Linked DNA regions of Homo sapiens: region 1 is linked to region 2. The links are chromatin loops, found by intact Hi-C in ENCODE. Cell type or tissue: A673. All regions are shown on one strand. Each heading gives the region's core, and the rest is flanking DNA. Links, peaks and the distances in the headings are about the cores only.

What was found. Hi-C counts contacts between places; a loop is a spot of excess contacts. Peaks named below come from ENCODE experiments on the same cell type or tissue, not always from the same donor. Only the 100,000 strongest peaks of a DNase experiment are listed, where the experiment ranks them.
Region 1: a loop joins it to region 2, with 3 times the contacts of the local background. A loop is called at or near these places in 4 of 110 quality-filtered maps.

Annotation. Positions count from the first base shown.
Region 1 is chr20:10,088,761-10,093,833 of GRCh38, forward strand. The region is part of intron 3 of SNAP25-AS1 (SNAP25 antisense RNA 1); the gene reads right to left. Among named protein-coding and RNA genes, the nearest start is that of ANKEF1, 56 kb to the left of the region's middle. In A673, for the core only: a CTCF peak has its summit at 2,010 (motif pointing left); a DNase peak (open chromatin) is centred at 1,991.
Region 2 is chr20:10,533,999-10,539,071 of GRCh38, forward strand. The region is part of intron 2 of SLX4IP (SLX4 interacting protein); the gene reads left to right. Among named protein-coding and RNA genes, the nearest start is that of SLX4IP, 100 kb to the left of the region's middle. In A673, for the core only: a CTCF peak has its summit at 2,666 (motif pointing left); no DNase peak of the experiment used is centred there; H3K27ac peaks cover 1,294 bases.

The DNA of each region.
Region 1 (5,073 bases), core at 1,025-3,524, 450 kb before region 2:
CAGAGGTCACTCTCATTGCTCTCTTGGTTTTGGTGGGTTTTGGCCATCTTCTTTACTGTAATCTGTTTTATCAGCAAGGTCTTTATGGCCTATATCTTGTACTGACCTCCCATCTCATGCTGTGACTTAGAATGCCTAACCATCTGGGAATGAGGACAAGAGGACAGCTTCAACTTTTCATGACTTCATCTCCAACCCAACCAATCAGCACTTTCCACTTCCTGCACCCCCTACCCATCAATTTATCCTTAAAATCCCCAGTCTCCAAATTTTTGGTAAGATTGACTTGAGTAGTAATAAAACTCTGGCCTCGCATTCTGCCGGCTCTGCGAGAATTAAACTCTTTATGGCAATTTCTCTGTCTTGATAAATCGATTCTATCTGGACAGCTGGCAAAATGAACCTGTTGAGCAGTTACAAGAGTAAAGGATGAGTACTGAGTGGAAAGGATGGCCTGTCCTTGGGAGTCGGGTAAGGACACTTGAACTCATGATAGAAGCTAGGGAGCAAAGAGTGATCAGACAAAAGTTGTATCTATAGGAGGATGGGTGTGGATTACTGAGGCCAGTCCCTATGACCTCTCTCTTTCCAGGGCCAGGAACTATTACTGTTTTTTGTGACTTTGGTAAGTAAGTGAACCCAGGGCATGGTTTGCAACTGGCTGCGTTGGTCATTTTTATGAATCGATTTGTGCAAACCCATGGCAAGCTTTCCTAATATAAACAGGTGGAAAGAGAGAAGTCAGAGGGGCTGGCCTCAGTAATCCAGACAGCAAATCTTACAGGGAAGACCCTCCTTATATCCTGGGGAAATTGGTATATGAGAAGTTAACTGGGTTTTTACCCTCTGAAAAGGAAATTTCTATAAGAAAGGGAAGCATCACTGCATTGCTTGATAACATCTGTTTTATCTTGCTTGTTTTATCTGACTTTCTCCCATGGCCAAGGAAACATGATGAAAGAACCAATTTCTTTCCTCTTTTAGAAGCTCTGATCATGGAGGAGACCATATCTGCAAGTCATCTAGGACTCAGCTCTTTTAGAGCTATCCATGGACTGGGAGACCCTTCTCCCACTTCAAGGAGCCCCTCTTTTGTACCCCCCAAACTTCCTGGCTTACAAAATTTGCTGCCAGATGTGGTGGTGTGGGAGTGAGGGTGGGTGGCATAGGTCATGTTGGTAAAAGGCCTCCCATAGGCGGGAAAACTGCAGAGCCAGGGGGCCTAGGGGAAGGCATCTCTTGCCTAGCAGATGCTGACAGAGGAAATGGCACATTCTGCCCATGCATCTGTCCTCATGATTCACATGCCAGCAATTCCTCAGGCTAGAACATACCTTGTAGGTCATTTTCTAGCACATGCCGTAACTAGATAGCCCCTAGGTCTCTCTAGGAAAGGTGACTTTCTAAACTTTTTTTGTATTCTGTCTGTAAAGTACTGCATACTTTAAGGACTTTTTAAACAATAATAGAGAAATCAGCTTCATCCCTGCTTCAAGACACATCACAAAGCTCCAATCACAAAAACTCTAGAGTTTCTGTAGAGGGATTAAAGTGTGGCAGTCTAGTGACCTAAAGGGATTTGACTTGAAGCTGTATTTGCTTAGCACACACGCTGTTTTTATCTTGATTTTAAGTTTATTGGTGCAGCACATGGAAATAATGGGCATCAAAGCCCACACCTCCCAAGCTGGTCCTTGATGCCATCACTGAGCCCTAAGTGAGAGGCCTGCTTATAATAGTCCTGCATTCTCAGCTTCCCTTAACCCCAAGAATAGAACGGTGTCTTGCATGCAGAAATAGGTTATTGGTGAATAAATTGCTTAATGAATTATCTAGTTTCCCTAACAGAGCTGGTTACTTCTTTCTCATGTGAAGGTGAGCACCTGGTGAGGTTTTCAGGAATCAGGTTCACCTTGAACACCATACTCAGGCCTTGGCGGCTCTCTGGGCCTGCCTGGCTCCTACAAACACCATGCAGTGTTTCTGGATCTCCTAGGCCCTCTAGTGGCTATTCTTAGGCTGAAATCCCTCAGAACTCAGCCTCTCAGCTCCTGCTAAAATTTCAACCAGTCCCTGAATTTAGAAATATGTATATATACTTATTTTGCTTCTCGTAAACTGCAAAGAAATAAATTTAATTATGTCTAGTTTCTGATCAAGATTTATCTGGTCTCATAGCCTTCCCCTGGTTTGTGTTTTAATGAGCTTTTTATTTTTCAGTTGAAAGATTATACCAGATGTCAAGACTTAACAGGAATCAAGACAGCATGGATTGATATAAGGGTAGACATAATTATCAATGGACAGAGTACAGACTCCAGACACAGACCTACACCTATATAAGCAACTGATTTTCAAAAGTATCCTGCTTGCCTGCTTGTACCCCCAAATGGGCTCTCCCTCACCCCAAATGCATCTTTAGGTTTGTTTCAGAGAATTTCTGATGGTCTTTCTCGCACAGAAACACACAAGGGGTCTAAATGGGTTCTTTATGCAGAAGAGCGAAGATTTCCAGGTCCAGTGGGCCAAAGTGCCTTCCCCTGCAAAGCCTTTGAGTGATTCCAGGCACCAGGGGCATCAAAGCCTTGGTGGGACCAGAAACTATTGCTGTTTTTTATGACTTTGGTAAGCACGTGAACTCAGGGCATGGTTTGAAACTGGCTGTGTTGGTCATTTTTATGAACTGATTTGTACAAACCCATGGGAAGCTTTCCTAAATAGAAACAGTCTGCATTATGGTGGTATCACCTTCATCTGACCCCTGGGAGCTCTAAAGAAAAGCCCATGATACTCACCTGGCCTTCAGCCTGACCAGGGGATTAGGCCACTGGCCAGGATGAGACTGAAGGAGGAAAGGAACCTATACAACTACTCTTCCCTTGGTTGAAAGGAAAGTCCAGAGAGAATAGCTATTTGCAAATATCTGGGCTTCTACTGGGTGCTTACTGTTGAGTATCTTATATTGGGACACAGGTATGTTCATCTCCATTTTACAGATGAGGAAATCGAGGCTCAGAGTTAAATATATTTCCCAAGGTCAACTAAGTAAGTGGCAGGATTAGGATCCAAACCCAATTCTAACACTCTCTAAAACCCACTCTTTAGCTAGCCCCTGCCTCTTAGCTTTGGGGTTCAGGTTCTTGACTCAGTCTATGCAAATGTTGCCTTCTGGAATTTGGCAGTGCACAACCTGCACATCTGTACAGTGTAGCTGAAACCAACTTCTGGGTTGAAACCCTTCCATATTCAAGATTCTAAGCCTGGGCTAAAATCTAGAGCCTTGTTACTCAAAGTGGTCCCTGAACCTGCAACATCAGCCGTGTTTGGGAGCTTTTTAGAAATGTAAATTTCTGCTCTCCTGCTGCCACTCCCCCCAACCCCTTTCTATTGGATTACACTCTCCAAGAATGGAGGCTGCACCCAGGATTTCTCAGCTGTTATGTGCATTCAAATCACTGGGAATCTTGTTAAATGGAGATTCTGGCACAGGAGTTCTAAAGAGGTAGTGCTAAGCTTTTGCTTCTTCGGGCAGCTCCCAGATGATGCCGATGATGTGAGCCACACTTGGAATAACACAGCTTTAGATCAGTAAGTCTCAAACTTGAACCTGTATTCAAATCACCTGAAGAGCTCGTTAATACACAAATTGCTGGGCCCTACTCTCACACTCTCTTACAATAGCTGTGCACCTTCACCTTTACTTTCACCCCAAGAATAAAACAGTTTCTTGCACACAGAAATAGGTTATCCATGAATAAGTTGGTTAATTAATTATCTACCTTTGCTAATAGAGCTGGTTACCTCTTTCTCATGTGAACATGAGTACCTGCTGAGAGAGTGCTTCAGAGGGTCTGGAGTGGAGCCTGAAAATTTGCATTTCTAACAAGTTCTGGGCCCAGCATGGTGGCTCATGCCTGTAATCCCAGTGCTTTGGTAAGCCGAGGCAGGAGTATCACTCGAGGCCAGGAGTTTGAGACCAGCCTGGGCAATATAGTGAGACCCCATCTCTACAAAAACTTTTTAAAAATTAGCCAGGCATTGTGGTGTGAGCCTGTTGTCCCATCTACATGGGAGGAAGATCCCTTCAGCTGAGAAGTTCGAGGCTGCAGTGAGCTGTGATCTAACAAGTTCCTAGGTGATGTTGCGATGCTGCAGGTTTAGGGACCCCACTTTGAGAACCAGTGTTCTAGCCTATCAGAACTTCCTCTAATTAGACAACTAACTCCATGCTTTCTGGCATTTCATTTTTATAAAGCCCTATTCGGTCCTTGAATTCTAGCATTTTAGAGCTGAAAGGGACTTCAGAGGCTACCTTGTCTCAATTAAAGAAATGCAGGTCAAGGGTCCCACTCAAGGCCATACAATTAGCCAAGAGGCAAAGTCAGGATTAAGCATCCTGACTCACTCTATTTCTATGCTGTTTACTCTGCATCCTGCTGGCTCCAAAGCTCAATAAATTCCCTGGCATCCAGCAACTGCAGTATTTTTGGTGAGCTCTCCATCCCAGGCCAGCTTTGAGGTGCTAGAATCCCTGTCAGACACATATGTCATCCGCACAATCATGGAAACGCAGTGGCCTCCTACCTAACAGCTCTGTGAAAGAGGGCTTTGGAAAAAAACAGCAGCTGTGCTGGCCACTGTAGCAGAGAGAAAATGCAGCAGCTAGCAAGCAAACCCAGACAAGGTGAGTCAGCATAGAGGCCCTGGGGCTAAGGAATATACCAGGATACTGCCAACAACTGGCACCCAGATTCTCCTGAGCAAATCTGAGAAGGTCAATCAACTTCTCTGTGCCTGAAAAGATGCTTTTCTTTAGAGAAAACAATACTCTTATTCAAGGGAATGAACACACAAGAGGATATCAAAAATGTGCTTGGGGTGGGAGTTGTATCAGTCCTGCTGCATGACAAATCACCCAAAACTTAGTTGCTTTAAACGACAACCATATTCTTGCTCACAAGTCTCTGAGAAAAAGGAGAAATGCTTAAGATCCCTTGAAGCCTAGACTTGGAACTGGCATATCATCACTTCCTCCATACTCTACTGGCCAAAGCAAGACCCAAGGTGAGCCCA
Region 2 (5,073 bases), core at 1,301-3,800:
ATGAGTTCCCAGATCTTCCTCCAGCCTTTTGCTGGGAGGGAGAGTCTGCATGTGGAGCACAGAGTTTTGTCTCAGCCGAGGCAGGGTGAGGGTGGTGGGTCACTTCTGCCAGAGCCCCCTTGAACCAACTTTGTGCCTTGTGGGTAGGGGTAAACAGGGCAGAAGCCAAGGTTATGAGAGGATTTGTAAGGCCCTGGGCACCATTAGAACTGCACTGGGACCCAGGAAGGAGTGTTGGCCCTGAGTCGGGGAGTGAGCATGTATTCCCTGCCTCCTTCCTTTCTTTCTGCAATATACTTATTGAGCACCTTCTGTGGGCTAGGCATTGGTAAGCATTAGGGTGTCAATCATCAATAACTAAATTGCAGACCTTATTGTCTCTTGGAGGAAGCTGGCAGTCAGATCAATCACACAGAAGCAGGAAAAATTGCAATCTTGAATCATTGTTTCAAAAAGAGGTACATGATGCTGCCTGCAAGATAAAGGGTGAGTTGCCCTGGTCTGGAGCCTTAGAAGGTTTCCGTAAAGAAGGAGCCTCGAGTCAAGCCTGAGCCTAGGGGAAGGTGGGGTAGAAGAAGGAATGGGGAGCTCCTTCCAGCAGAGCCAAGGTCCTTTCTGCTTTGTCCTGCTCCGTGTTCAGCTCCTGGCGCAGGGCTGGCGTCTGGGGTATGCTCAATAAATTAAAAACGAGTGCATGAACAGAGGCCAGCAGGGCTGGAGCAGAGCACAGGGGACAGTGGGTTGGCATGGTGCTGGAGAAGCTGGCAGGGGCCAGACCTCACAGAGGCTTGTAGGTTATCATGTACTTGTAGGAGACCACATAGGTTACCATGAAAGGAGACCACATAGGTTGTTATGAAAATCAAGATAATTTTTAGAGCAGAAGGGGGAGCTATTAATAATTACGCCTGGATAGAAAGGCGTAAAATGCAACTGACTTGGGTGTACCGGGATATGGTCAACCTCTTACCAGCTTCCTAGGATTTTAGTCTTTATTCTGAGAGGAGTGGAAGGCCCCTCCAAAGGTTTTTAGCTGGGATGAGGTTTGGGGTGTGGAGGCAGGGCATGGCATGATCGCTCTGGCAACAGACTGGTAATAGATTGAAAGTGAGTTGTTGCAGGAGAGAGACCAGGGAAGACGGTTGCAGAAGGCCAGGCTGGAGCAGGTGATGGCTTGGCCTGGAGGCATGGAAGGGGTTAGAAGTGATGAATTGCAAATGGCTGCTGAGGAAGGGAAGTGTTGAGGTCTCAGAATTGGATAAGTCCTAGTGCCACTGGCTGAGTCAAAACAGGAGGAGGGAGCAGGTTTGGAAAGAACGTGCAGGTTTTGTTTGTTTTTTTGAGGCAGAGTCTTGCTCTGTTGCCCAAGCTGGAGTGTAGTGGTGTGATTTTGGCTCACTGAAACCTCCGCCTCCTGGGTTCAAGCAGTTCTCCTGCCTCAGCCTTCCAAGTAGCTGGGATTACAGGTGCGTGCCACCATGCCCAGCTAATTTTTGTATTTTTAGTAGAGATGGGGTTTCGCCGTGTTGGCCAGGCTGATCTCGAACTCCTGAGCTCAGGTGATCCACCTCCTCGGCCTCCCAAAGTACTGGGATTACAGGCATGAGCTACTGCGCCCGGCCCAAGAACATGTAGTTTTGTCTAGGGTAAGAGTCAAGGTATGAACTTAAGAGGTTTCATCCTTAGTCTCATGAATTCCCAAACCAGGAGAGAATAATGGAACTACCTGTGTTGCATGCACATTCATGCTCCATCCTCACCCCTTCACCCAGGTGTTCACTACTCACATATGCCTGAATTTTATTAACTAAAAACAAGTTCTTTCCTTCACTAGAGATGAATGTGTTTAAAAAGCAAATATTGAGTAAATTTGCATAGCAGATCAAATGCTTTCAAAGGGGTAAGGATTTTGGAGAATGCTTTGTTTTGAGAAAGCCTGAAGACCCTGAGCTAGAGACACACTGTTTAGAAAGATGAGCCTGGAAACACTAGTGAGGGAGAAAAGCAGAAATGAGCGCCGGAGACTCCACCAAGGGAGTCCGAAAAGTCAGGGCACTGTGGGTGAACTTGAACCTGAATGTAGAATGGCTCTTACGGTATCTATAATTTGCAAACTTCTTATATACTATTTACATAATAGTTCTCCACTTAGAGATCTTTAACACACCTTCTTGTTTTTTGGAATGTGACAAGTTTTATAGCTAGTATGGACAGGAGAGAGGATAACTTTAAAATGTGGTGAATAGGGCTGGGCGCTGATGGCCTATGCCTGTAATGGCAGCATTTTGGGAGGCTGAGGCAGGAGGATCGCTTGAGCCCAGGAATTTGAGGACAGCCTGAACAACACAGCAAGACCTTGTCTCTTTAAAAAAAAAAAAAAGGATTAAATAAATATGGTGAGTTGGTTGCAGTGAGCAGTGCTTCTGTATCATCAATTAGAAATATTGCAACGGTTTGATCTCTCAGTCGCCTGTTAGTTCATCCAAGGAAAAGGAAAGGCAGAGAGCCTTGTTTCTTTGCATGTGTGACACTCAGAAGCCAGCAGTTCTGCAGGCAGTTTCCTAAGGTCTGGCTCCCTTGGCAAACGTTACCTTGGCTGCAGGTAACTTTATTCTTTGTGAATAATGCCAGCCTGGCCACCGTTGCCCTCTTCTGGTAAGGGGCTAATGCTACAAACGTACTGAGTTTTACAAGGAAGGAAAACTCAAGCTCGATTTTCACTTTGGTCAACTGTGCTATGCCAGCTGGCATAAATCCCTACAATGAAATGAATGTTTGGTTTAAAATGTTGTAATGTATACTCAGACCATGGAACCATGTGAGGGTCTAATCTTATTTACAGTTTTGGCTTTGAGGACTACCTTGGGTATCCATATCATTTCCCACAGTTGGGCCACTTTCTGTTTGGCAAAAAAGATTTCTTTCAGCCTTTTCTCTGCCTGTGAAACCCTGTCTGGCTGCTTCATTAGCTAACACATGTGTGAATTTGCATCATTGATAATGGCAGCAAATGCAAGGAATATGGTTTTAATCAAATTTTAGTATCTAATATCTCTGAAGCTTAGGGCATAGAACATTAGAGGCCTGGGATAAACAATTCATATTCAATAGCAGCATTTTAGCATTTCTTGGTGACATATTTACACAATTTATAATTTAGAGATGAGTTTATGTTACATGGTAAAACTTGAGAATATGCTGAAATAACGCACTGTGTTGGGAGGGGGCAATGAAAATATGGGGCTACTATGGCAGTTTATGCAGGAACTACTTTAAGGGCAGTCCTTGTTGCCCTACCCAGTGCTTAATTTTTTGTGACCAATCTTTGGTTGGCACCTCTCTTTCCCTCCCCAACTGGGAAGAAGGTAAATACTCCAGTCAACTAAGTGGGCTTTGTGTTTAATGGAACCCGTAATGAATACTTACAAAGGAAACACTGTTTCGTGAGGCATGTACTTCCTTACTATAACTCTTTTTAAAATTTAGATTCTTAAGTAATCCATTAGGTTGCAGTTTGGCCCGAAGAGTATCACAGATAAAAGCTAGCTACCATACTCGTTTGGATTATTAGGATCTAAAGACATGATGTTGATCTTTTTATGCTGGATCAGTTTGATATTTACAGTTCAGTTGATTCATGTAATTTTTCTAGGAATTGAATAGCAACAAGAAATACATCTAATATCATGATCTCCTTATGACATTAATAATACATGAGAAGAATCTTTAAGTTTTACCCTTATGCAAATGCCCCATGCAAATTACCCAAAATAAAAATGGTTAGGTAACAAGGTCTCTCAAGAGAAAGGACAACATGATCATTTAGATTTTGACAAAAGTAATGAGATAGCCTATTTTTTAGATGTTGTCTGTTCACAATTCCTGAATTTATTTTTTAATTCCTTTCTCCCTGCCTCCATCCCTTCTTTCATTGATTTAGGCCCTGTTAAAAGCTAACAGTGATATAAGAATGCTTTATAGAGCTGGGGTAGTTTGTCAGCTGGCCAGGTGATGAATCATGGAATAGAATTCTTTCTGTGACCAAATTAAACCCTAATCCCATGAAGAAAGCAGTCATTGACAACTTCTGGCAAGGTAAAGACTAAGAGGACCCTTTCTTTGTTGTTCCGGGCAGCTGGGAGGATGAGCAGCATCCACACTCTTTGGCTGAGCATTTTGTAGTACCTCTTTGACCCAGGGCCATTTGTACCTCTTTTTCTTCCTCCTCTTGGCCTTTGATCCCTACAAATTCTCCAGGGCTAAGTCAGCTGGCTCCATGCAGAAGGTTTTAGACAAGGTTTCTCTACTTTGGCACTAATGACATTATAGACCAGATGATGCCTTGCGGTGGGAGCTGGCCTGTGCAGTATAGGGTGTTCAGCAGTATTCCTGGAGTCTACCCATTAGATGCCAGCTGTGACAGTCCTAAATGTTTCCAGACATTGTACACAGGGAGGAAGGGAGCAAAATCACCTCTTGATTAAGAATCTAAAATTACAGTTCTAGATTCTTATTGATAAAGCCCTTCATCTTTTTTTTTTTTTTGAGACAGAGTCTCACTCTGTCGCCCAGGCTGGAGTGCAGTGGTGCCATCTTGGCTCACTGCAACCTCTGCCTCCTGGGTTCAAGCGATTCTCCTGCCTCAGGCTCCTGAGTAGCTGGGACTACATGTGCATGTCACCATGCCCTGCTAATTTTTTGTATTTTTAATAGAGATGTGGTTTCATCATGTTGGCCAGGCTGGTCTCGAACTCCTGACCTCAAGTGATCCACCTGCCATGGCCTCCCAAAGTGCTGGAATTACAGGTGTGAGCCACCGCACCAGACCTTCTTTGGCTGTATTATTTTGAGGTAAACTGTATTGTCACATTTCACCAATAGGTGCTGATTCATGGCACACAGTGGATTGCAGCCTGAAGGTTTCTTAATTTAAGGAATTAAGGGTGGGGAATAAGTTTCCTGTTGAGGACTAATGCCCAAGGCAGAGTTAATCAAGAGGCACATACCAAAAATAATTTAGTGTCTTTTTATCTCACCAAATAAAAATACTCAGTTCCCTTGTTTGTTAAATTA